Linked DNA regions of Homo sapiens: region 1 is linked to region 2. The links are chromatin loops, found by intact Hi-C in ENCODE. Cell type or tissue: psoas muscle. All regions are shown on one strand. Links, peaks and the distances in the headings refer to the core of each region. The heading gives the core; the rest is flanking DNA. Region 1 has its middle 41 kb from the start of HSD17B6. Region 2 has its middle 20 kb from the start of SDR9C7.

The links. Peaks named below come from ENCODE experiments on the same cell type or tissue, not always from the same donor. Only the 100,000 strongest peaks of a DNase experiment are listed, where the experiment ranks them.
Region 1: a loop joins it to region 2, with 1.9 times the contacts of the local background. A loop is called at or near these places in 1 of 110 quality-filtered maps.

The regions. Positions count from the first base shown.
Region 1 is chr12:56,801,852-56,807,230 of GRCh38, forward strand. No RefSeq gene overlaps it. Among named protein-coding and RNA genes, the nearest start is that of HSD17B6, 41 kb to the left of the region's middle. RefSeq lists an enhancer at 2,819-3,468. In psoas muscle, for the core only: no CTCF peak of the experiment used is centred there; a DNase peak (open chromatin) is centred at 2,110.
Region 2 is chr12:56,911,706-56,917,084 of GRCh38, forward strand. No RefSeq gene overlaps it. Among named protein-coding and RNA genes, the nearest start is that of SDR9C7, 20 kb to the right of the region's middle. In psoas muscle, for the core only: no CTCF peak of the experiment used is centred there; no DNase peak of the experiment used is centred there.

The DNA.
Region 1 (5,379 bases), core at 160-5,159, 110 kb before region 2:
ATGATCTGATTGGATCTTGCAATGCAGTAATGCCAGGAGGCATGATCTGATTGGATCATGCCATGGGATGATGCCAGGGTTCAATCTGATTGGATCATGGATCATGCCATGAAGTGTCCTCTTGCTTTTTTTTTCTTTTTTTGTTGAGATAGGGTCTTGCTGTGTTGCCTAGGTTGGTCTCAAATTCATGGCCTCAAGAAATCTTCACACCTCGGCCTCCCAAAGCACTGGCATTACAGGTGTGAGCTACTCTGCCTGGCCTGGTGTCGACTTCTTAATTCCATCCCCTTTCCTTGGTTCAGGCATTTAGATGCTGCCCATGGTTGCATTCTTGGTTCACCTGGGCACACTCAGTTTATATAACTTGCAACCTGGGGTCAATAGCAATTGAAAAACAACACATTATTTTATTATACAAAGTGGAACCAGATTGCGCTAATTTTGAGGGTAATGGATATTGCTGGGAAGTTTCTTGTGGCCAAACACTGTTTTAAAGAATTTTTTTCAAGCTGATTATTAACAGGAAGACCTTTTAATCCTGCCAACTGATCTAAGTAAAGTGTAGAATGTTTGGAGGGCATCGGCATTACGAAAGACCTTAGTCCTTGGGAAGAAATGAATAAATGTGTCAATAAAATTTTAACCTAGATACAAGATCTTGTACCTAGTAGTTATTCAATAAATATTTGCTGAATGAAGCAAACACAGAAAATATAAAATTATGTGAAGTGTAAAGTCTGTTTTTCTGATGCTTTGTGAGGGAGAGATTATTTTTAAAATGTATTTATTTATTTTTAACTTTTTAAAAATTAAACTTTTTTTCTTTTCTTTTTTTTGAGACAGGGTCTCATCTTGTCACCCAGACTGGAGTGCAGTGGTGTAGTCTCAGCTCAGTGCTCACTGTAGCCTTGACCTCCCAGGTTCAAGCAATCCCCCTGCTTCAGCCCCCAAAGTTGTTGGAACTACAGGCACACACCACCACACCCGGCAACTTTTTGTATTTTTTGTAGAGATGGGGTTTCACCATGTTACCTAGGCTGGCCCCAAATTCCTGGGCTCAAGCAATTAACTTGCCTGGACCTCCCAAAATGCTAGGATTACAGGCATGAGCTACCATGCCCAGCTTACTTTTAACTTTTATTTTAGTTCAGGCTGGGGTACATGTGCAGGTTTGTTAATACAGGCAAACGCATGTCATGGGTGTTTGGTGTACAGACCATTTTGTTACCCAAGTACACTAAGCATAGTACCTGATAGCTATTTTTCCTGATTCTCTTTCTTCCTCCCTCCTGCGTCCCTCAAGCAGGCCCCAGTGTCTGTTATTCCCCTCTTTGTGCCCATGTGTTCTCATTATTTAGCTCCCACTTATATGTGAGAACATGCAGTATTTGGTTTTCTGTTCCTGTGTTAGTTTGCTAGGGATAATGACTTCCAGCTTCATTCATGTTCCTGCAAAGGACATCATCTCGTTCTTTTTTACAGCTGCATAGAATTTCATGGTGTATATGTACCACATTTTCTTTATCCAGTCCACCATTGATGGGTATTTAGGTGGAATCCATGTCTTTGCTATTGTGAGTAGTGCTGCAGTGAACATTAATGTGCATGTGTCTTTATGGTGGAATGATTTATATTCCTCTGGGTATATACCCAGTAATGAGATTGCTGGGTTGAATGGTAGTTCTGAATTCAGTTCTTTGAGGAATTGCCTTACTGTTTTCCACGATGGTTGAGCTAATTTACATTCCAACCAGCAGTGTATAAGCATTCCTTTTTCTTGGCAACCTCGCCAGCATCTGGTATTTTTTGACTTTTTAATAATAGTCATTCTGACTGGTGTGAGATGGTATCTCATTGTATTATGGGATCTTTGGGGTGTTGTTTTTCTAGCCAGGAACCTCTGTGGCTGGTGGCCCCTGTGCCCGAGTTTTGCTCGGGCCCACTGGGCTTGTTTCACCTACTCAGCCTGGCAGGCTGTGTTTGGCTCACCCTACTGGCCTGGGACCCATGCCTGCCAAGGGTGAGTCAGGCATGGAACAGTGAGGAGTGTGTGAGTGAGTGTGGGATCCGGCCACTGTGCACAGTCAGACGTACCAGCTGCCGCAGTGGGCCGGGCAGCTCCAGGTGCTGGCATGGGCTCTGGCTCTCTGTGAGGCTGCAGCTAGACCAGGCACACTGCAAGCAGCTTCTACGGCTGGCACTGGAGGACACATTGGCACCCAGAAGCTCGGAGATGCCAGGAACCACAGGGCCCCAAAATAGGAGTCACAGCCCTGGTCTGGGGAACTCCCAGGTCTGGGTTCCCCAAAGGGCTGCAGCTCTTCTTTTCTTCTCTTTGCCCACAATGAGGCAAGCAAGGGGCATGTCTCAGCCCTGTTTGTGTTACAGCTCTTTTATCCTTGCCATTCAGTGGGTCCTGAGTTCTTGTCCTGTGACCAGGAAGAATGAGGTAGGCAGAAAAGAGGAGAGTGAGTAAGATGAAGGGGAGCTTTATTGAGTGATAGAACAGCTCAGAGGAAACCTGCAGGGGGCAGCTACTTTCTGCAGCCAGGGTGTCTTGATGAGTGTTCAGCTCCTAGCAGAGAGGGTAGCTCCTCTCTGCTAGGCAATTCATCCTGACAAGTGTTCAGGTATCAGCAGAGAGAGTAGCTTTTGTCTGCAGGCAGGTCATCCCAACATCTGCTCAGCTCTGGCTGAACCCAGGGCTTTTATGGGCCTCAGAGGGGAGGAGGTGAGCACTGATTGTTCCATGGGCAGCCATGGATGGGCCTGGAAAAGACACCACAAGTTTCCACTGCAGTCTATGGGAGCAGCAGCCTGGCCCCCAGCCTTCAGGCCCTCCCTGGCCTGAAGGTGGGGCCTCACGTGGGACCCACTCCCTTCCCCCCAGGAACCTGTCTGCCTCCTGCTGCCATTCATGGCACCCAGGCTGTACGTGCCAAGGGGCACCTGCAGGCCAGTGCCAAACTGCCCTTATCACCCCCTCAGCTTCCCTCCTGTGCTCTTTGGCACCCAAGGTCCAGAGGCGGGCTGAAGTGGCAGGGGGCTGGTGTGTCAACACTTCCCTGAGCATGTACACACCTGGCTGGGCTGTGACAGAGCTCAGGCTTGACCATGACTTTGCTCTTAGATCGGAGTGGGTACCGACAGCAGGGAGAAGCCAGGCGGCAGGAGCAGGCACTTCCAAGCCTGTGAGGGCAGGGGGAGAGGACCATCCTGGGTCTCCAAGAGTGCAGGGATGCCTGGGTTCACAGCCACAGTTTGGGTGTCTGCAGCTGCATCCAGGGGGTGGGGGTCCTGCTCTGTGGAGTGGGAGGTCATGCTCTGCAGTCACGACTTGGGTGGCTGCAGCCACGCCTAGGAGGACAGGGCTCCTCCCTGCTCCCAGCACCCCCAAGAGCACAGGGAGGCCTGGGTCTGCAGCCATGACTTGGGCAGCTTAACCTGTGCCCCAGGGGGTGGGGCTTCTTCTTGCTCTGTGCTTTGGGAGGCCCAGTTTGCAGCCATAACTTGGGCAGACTTGTGTCTGCACCTGGGGAGCTCCCACCCTAACAAATCAGAAGGGGCAGGGCTCCCACTTGTCTGAGGCTCCCACCAGCTGCATGGAGTATACAGCTCTGGCTGTACCTCCCTGCTGCAGCCTGTGTGATGGCAGCGGCCACTCTAGATGGCCCACCACTGCCATCAATCACCACTCTGTAGAGGTACATCTAACTGCCGTTAGGATAGGGACAGTGACCATTCTTAACTGCTTCATGCTGACAGGGGGCATTGTTTTTGGGAAAATGGCAGTCAGGTTTTCTCTCAGGGGCCTATATAAGGGTCTCCAGTAAAAGGGAGCCATTGTCCGAGGCTCCATTTGCATGACCATTGGAGTTTGACGGCCCATCCTTTTTGTTTCTTCTGAGCTGCAGTCAGAGATCACTGGTTGGTTCACCCTCACAACTGTCAAAAGCTACAAATATCTCAAAAGGAAAGCTTCCTTGATTCTGAAAAACAAAACGAAGGATCATCAATGGTTCAAGCAAAATGTCAAAAAAGATTACTTCAGTCTTCTGTTAGTTCCGTTCACTCAAAGAAACTCCTGTTCACAATCTCCAAAATTATCAGAAACCTTGGGACAAAAAGGTGCCTCAAGAGGGTGTATGGGCCCATTAAATTAGTCCCAGGCAGCCCTCACCAAATTGCAGCTAGCAACTGGCTGGGGCTGCTCCTCTGTTGCCTCCCTATCATAAGCAGGTGAAGCTGTGGGACCAGTTCCTCCTCAAACAAGGGAGAGAATGGGAGTCCCAGGAATTGGGGACCTGGCCTAATAAGGTGCCTCCTGAAAGGAAAAAAAGCTAACCTGTTGCAAGAAAAAGCTTCCTGTATTCACAGGACTATGACAGTGGCAGAAGGAGACCTGAGATGCCCCTCACGGTTGTGCCAAAGGAGGAGGAGGGCCTAGATTGAAGAGGAGAACTGAAAGACCTGCTCCAGAGTCCAGAAGGAGGTCAACCCTCCTTCCCTTGATGCCCAGAATCACCTGGGGCTCCTGGGTGGCAATGGTAGTCTGAACAACCGGAGCTGGGGAGAGGAGCCCCAGAGCCTGTCAGTCCCGCTGCACTATAAGGGAGGCCGGCCCTGGACCGGGTGACCCGTGTCTCCAGGGATAGTCCGCCCTCTAATTGTCCTCATCACAAACTGGACAGGGTCGAGGTGGCCTCCCCACACTGTCCAGACAGTCCCTCCTAAAATGACCTGGCCTGCCACATTTGCAGTAGTCAACAGGTGCATATCAGGGACTCTGGGGTCCATGAGCCCACAGAGCAGCTATTAGAGCCTCTGCCTTTTTCCTGTATCTCCCCTCTTTTCTGGACTTCCTCCCAGTTCCCACTGCAAAAGACCAACGTGGCTCCTACCAGGAAGCCCTCCAAAGTACCATCTGGTCCCACAGCCCGTTTCTGCTGCCCCCTCCTGACATCAGGGGCCACCTGTGTGATAAAGTCAGTGCCTAGGACCAGCTATTCTGCTACTGAATCAGGAGATAGAGAGGTGTGTTTTACCAAGGCCCCTCCCTCTTAGCCTTTCCAGGAAGCCAGTGGGATTCTCATCAAATCCCTATTCTACCATGAATAGGTTGGTGTAATTCAGGGCCTTAGTCCTTGTCCTTCATAAGCCCTCCGGTATACACACCTGAAAGTGTTTCCTCTTCTATTCTCCTATTTCATCATTGGGGTCCAATTTTCAACCTCCAATGGTACTGCTATTTTTCCAATCAGATAAGTCTCATACCCTTTCCTGGTCCTATATAAGATATAAAGCTCATTGGCCAGGCACAGTGACTCACGCCTGTAATCCCAGCACTTTGGGAAGCTGAGGCAGGTGGATCATGAGGTC
Region 2 (5,379 bases), core at 317-5,316:
GAGAGAGAGAAAGAGAGAGACTGACTGACATTTCTATCCAGCCCTGATGGCTGTAGCATTTTTCTGCTGAGCAACAAGGAGCCCAGCATCAACCTAGAGAAGATGGCTGTGAATGGCAAACCTCTCTTTCTTCACGTAGGGAACAGAACCCAATGTGAGAAATTCCAGGAACTACTGAAGCTATTCTGCTAGTGGGATGGGGAGGCTCTTTTGTGTTCCTGGTTCTAGATCTGAGCCCAAAGCTCATGAAAAATCTCCTGTGAATAGGGTGTGAAGAATTACAGGACAGGCCACTGGGATGTCAAAGGATGACCCTAAGAGACTGTCTGGAGAGGAGAGGAAGAAAGTTTCTTGCAGATGGAAAATGCAAAAGGCAGGAAATTATTCTGAATTTAGTTTGCTCCAAACTATGCCAATGGTGGAGAAGAAAGGGTGTAAACGTACATGGGCAAAGTCAAATCAACAGAGAGGAAGATGGGGGCTGGGCATGGTGGCTCAGGCTTATAATTCCAGCACTTTGGGAGGCCATGGCAGGAGAGCTGCTTTAGCCCAGGAGTTCAAGTCCAGCTTGGGTGATGTAGTGAGACCTCATCTCTACCATAAAAATTTAAACATCAGCCAGGTGTGGTGGTGTGTGCCTGTAGTCCCAGCGACTCAGGAGGCTGAGGTGGGAGGATCGTTTGAGCCTGGGAGGTAGAGGTTGTAGTGAGCTGAGATGGTGCCACTGCAGCAGAACATAATCCTGTCTCAAAAATAAATAAATACAAAAATAAATAAAATAATAGAGACAAAGATTGTAGTGGGTAGTCCCTGGGACTCAGACAAACCCTTACCCTGTGAAAATGCAGTGAAAGATTGAAAAAGGGCTTAGAAATTGGAAGATAAGGAACTACCCATTCCCACAGGTTTATAGGAGAGGACACCTGCAGGAACTAAGCAGGCAGAAAAACACTTTTCATCAGGAACAGGCATCTAGAAGCACACATTGGAAATCTATGATGAGAATTTCCAAGTAAAATAAAGGCACAGAAAAGTGTCATAAATTGAAGATGAAGAAGAAACTGATCAAATATACCCCCTCTAAATACTGTTAACAGCAAACAAAGGTCCTATACTCTTGCTTGAGCAAATTGCTAGAAGGGTTCAAAACAGCTACAACTCTAGAAGAATTCTAGAAGTAATTCTTCCCTTCTAAAACAGTTGCTGCCTCCAAGAATTTAAAGAGTGTCAGGCTTGAAGGGGCCCACAGCCTTGGTGAGCTTGAAATGCAGCCTTTTACTTACTTAAAAAACACTAATACCTGTTAGTGAATACTGCTGCAATAAACATACGTGTGCATGTGTCTTTACAGCAGCATGATTTATAATCCTTTGGGTATATACCCAATAATGGGATGGCTGGGTCAAATGGTATTTCTAGTTCTAGATCCCTGAGGAATCGCCACACTGACTTCCACAATGGTTGAACTAGTTTACAGTCCCACCAACAGTGTAAAAGTGTTCCTATTTCTCCACATCCTCTCCAGCACCTGTTGTTTCCTGACTTTTTAATGATCGCCATTCTAACTGGTGTGAGATGGCATCTCCTTGCGGTTTTGATTTGCATTTCTCTGATGGCCAGTGATGATGAGCATTTTTTAATGTGTCTTTTGGATGCATAAATGTCTTCTTTTGAGAAGTGTCTGTTCATATCCTTCGCCCACTTTCTGATGGGGTTGTTTGTTTTTTTCTTGTAAATTTGTTTGAGTTCTTTATAGTTATTGCGGCACTATTCACAATAGCAAGGACTTGGAACCAACCCAAATGTTCAACAATGATAGACTGGATTAAGAAAATGTGGCACATATACACCATGGAATACTATGCAGACATAAAAAATGATGAGTTCATGTCCTTTGTAGGGACATGGATGAAACTGGAAACCATCATTCTCAGCAAACTATTGCAAGGACAAAAAACCAAACACCACATGTTCTCACTCATAGGTGGGAATTGAACAATGAGAACACATGGACACGGGAAGGGGAACATCACACACCAGGGCCTGTTGTGGAGTGGGGGGAGCGGGGGGGAATAGCATTAGGAGGTATACCTAATGTAAATGACGAGTTAATGGGTGCAGCACACCAACATGGCACATGTATACATATGTAACAAACCTGCACGTTGTGCACTTGTACCCTAAAACTTAAAGTATAATTTTAAAAAAAACACTAATACATGTTAGTTGTAGAAATATTGGAAATAAAATTTTAAAATAAGAATTTTTCTCATTTTTATTGTTCAAGAAAAACACTTACTGGTGAGTTTTGTTATATAACTTTCTAGGTTTTTTTTTTTTTTTTTGAGACAGAGTCTTGCTCTGTCGGCCAGTCTGGAGTGCAGTGGCACAATCTCGGCTCACTGCAGCCTCAGCCTCCTGGACTCAAGCAATTCTCCTGCCTCAGCCTCCTGAGCAGCTGGGATTACAGGCGTGTGCCACTACGCACAGCTAATTTTTGTATTTTTAGTAGAGACAGGGTTTCACCATATTGGCCAGGCTGCTCTCGAACTCCTGACCTCAAGTAACCTGCCCACCTTGGCCTCCCAAAGTGCTGGGATTATGGGTGTGAGCCACCATGCCTGGCCCCTTCTAGTTTTATAAATTATGTATTTATAATTGTATTATTAATATGTTTATATTATAGAAACTATATTATAAATATTATTTAAATACAATATCAATATTAAATACAATAATATTTATATTATTTAAATTATATTTAATAATATGTAATAATATTTAAAAGTTAACATTTATATTTAATATTTACTTAAATATTATTTAAATACAATAATATTTATATGATATTTAAATACAATCATATTTATAATATAAATATTTAAATACAATAATATTTAGACTATTATATTTAAATACAATAATATTTAGAATATTATATTTAAATACAATATTTATAACATAAAATGATAATATAGTCAACTGACCTTTATCTTGCTGGTCTATAATAGCATTCATGTACCTATCTACCTCTGTCTCTGGGAAATACTCTTACTATGTGGTTTAAATAGAAGATGTCATCATCTTAGAGATCCCACCTACCCCAACCTCCATTAGTTGATCAAGGAATGAGCATCTGACCAAAGCTAAGCTGTTAATAGAACCTTGGACTCCTGGCTACAGTCAGTTGATTCAGGGACTTGTTACAGGCCAGGTTGGGTTCATTCTGCCCATGCATGGTAAATAAATCTTCATGACACAGGTTTTGCAAGAGAGAAAAGATTCGTTCGCAAGGCCACTGAGTGAGGAGGCAGGAGAACAGCTCTCAAATCTGCCTCCTTGAAGATAATGCTTGGGGATATTTACGGGTTAGGGAAATGGGGTGGTCTAAATATGGGGAAAGATGATTGGCAGTAAGGAAAAATGAAGTAACAGATCCATCCTGCGCAGGCATAGTCAGAATTCATGGCATTTCATAGAATATATATACAGAAAATGAAAACATTAGCATGATCTGAGGGTGAGTTTTGGGCCCCCCAATGTCAAAAGGCCACCTGCACAGACCCCGTTGAGGGACAGTAGTCTCAACCAGTTTGAACTGGACAAGAGCTGGCCCAGGTTCCTGAAAAACAACTAAAGTGACTATTACCATGGTGACCTATGAATGCTATCAAATAGTCAGTAAAGGTTAAGATTCAGCATCCAGCAACAGCCTTCAGCTATACTGGGGCCTTCAGGTTCACGGATAAAGGAAGAAAGAATAACAAAAAGCAAGGGACCAAAAGTAAGCAGGGCAGGCAGACCTGATCAAATTGCAAACTAAGCCCTTGGTTTCAGATTGTCACCTGCCAGGTTTTTTGTTTGTTTGTTTTTTGTTTTTGGGACAGGGTCTCACTCTGTTGCCGAGACTGGAATGCAGGGATGTGATCTTGGCTTACTGCAGCCTCAAACTCCTGGGCTCAGGTGATCCTCCCACCTCAGCCTCCTGAGTAGCTGGAACTACAGGTGCATGCCACCACTACACCCAGTTAATTTTTATATTTTTTGTAGAGTAGGGATTTTGCCATGTTGCCCAGGCTGGTCTTCAACTCCTGAGCTCAAGCAATCTGTCTGCCTCAGTCTCCCAAAGTGCTGGTATTACAGGTGTGAGCCACCTGTAATCCCACCTGCGCCTGGCCACCTGCCAAGTATTTTTGAAGGTCGGCTCCAATGACAGCCAGTTCTAACTTCGGTCTGTTGAGAAAGCTAGGAGACGTGTGGCTGGGAACCACCCAAGGATGTGTCGCTATGAAGAGGAAACTAATCTCAGACCCCTAATCAGGGCCCATAATTAGGGCCAAATTATGGGGCCAGCTAGGGCTCACCCATCACCTGTCTCTCAAGAGAAAAGGTGACAGAGCCACATGCAAGGATTTCTCCTTCACTTCAGTAAAAAGAGAAATTCAGATCTTTCCTTACTTGGCAAAATTAAAAAGAAGAGTTGGCATTTCTCTCTTTATACACAATGCCCTCTCATAGTTCACCTAAGTAAAGTCTCAATTCTGCCTTCAAAAATTGTCCACTTGTAGTGCATTTTCATCTCCCAGTTGAAGCTCGTCCTTGACTGTTAAATATGCACACCCAATTTTTTCATTCCTCCCCCCTCATGTTCCATGTCAGAAATTCTAAAAGGAAGTTTTTAAAAAATTTTTTAATTTTTTTTTAAGATGAAGACTTGCTCTGTTGCCCAGGCTGGATGCAGTGATGTAATCATAGCTCACTGCAGCCTTGACCTCCTGGCCTAAAGTGACCCGCCCACCTCAGCCTCCTGAGTAACTAGGACTACAGGTATGTGCCACTCTGCCCAGCTAATTAAAAAAAAAAAAAAATTACTTTTTGTAGAGACAAGGGTCTCACTATGTTGCCCAGGCTGATCTCAAACTCCCGGCCTCAAGTACTACTCCCACCTCAGCCTCCCAAAGCACTAGGTTTACAGGTGTTAATCATCATGCTTGGCTTCAAAGGAACACCTTGTTGTTCTGTTAAAAAGTTTAGCCTAAAGCTCCTCCTTACATATATTAAGTCTGGGATACAGTTTTCTCTGTATAATGAACTGTAACCTAATTGGCTGTGAAAACAGACTGTACCAATCACTGAGTTTCAGTCAATCAAAGGAGGCCAACTGTTCAAACTGTTCAAATAAGGCAAATGCCCACTGAGCTATTACCATTCTGGCTGTTTCTGTACCTCACTTCATTTTCTGTACATCACTTTCCTTTTTCTCTCCGTAACTTTTCTTCCAGGATTGAAGTCTCTCTGAACCTATTTTGGTTCCAGGGTTGCCTGATTCTCAAATTGTTCTTTGCTCAATCAAACTCTGTTCAATGTAATTTGGCTCAG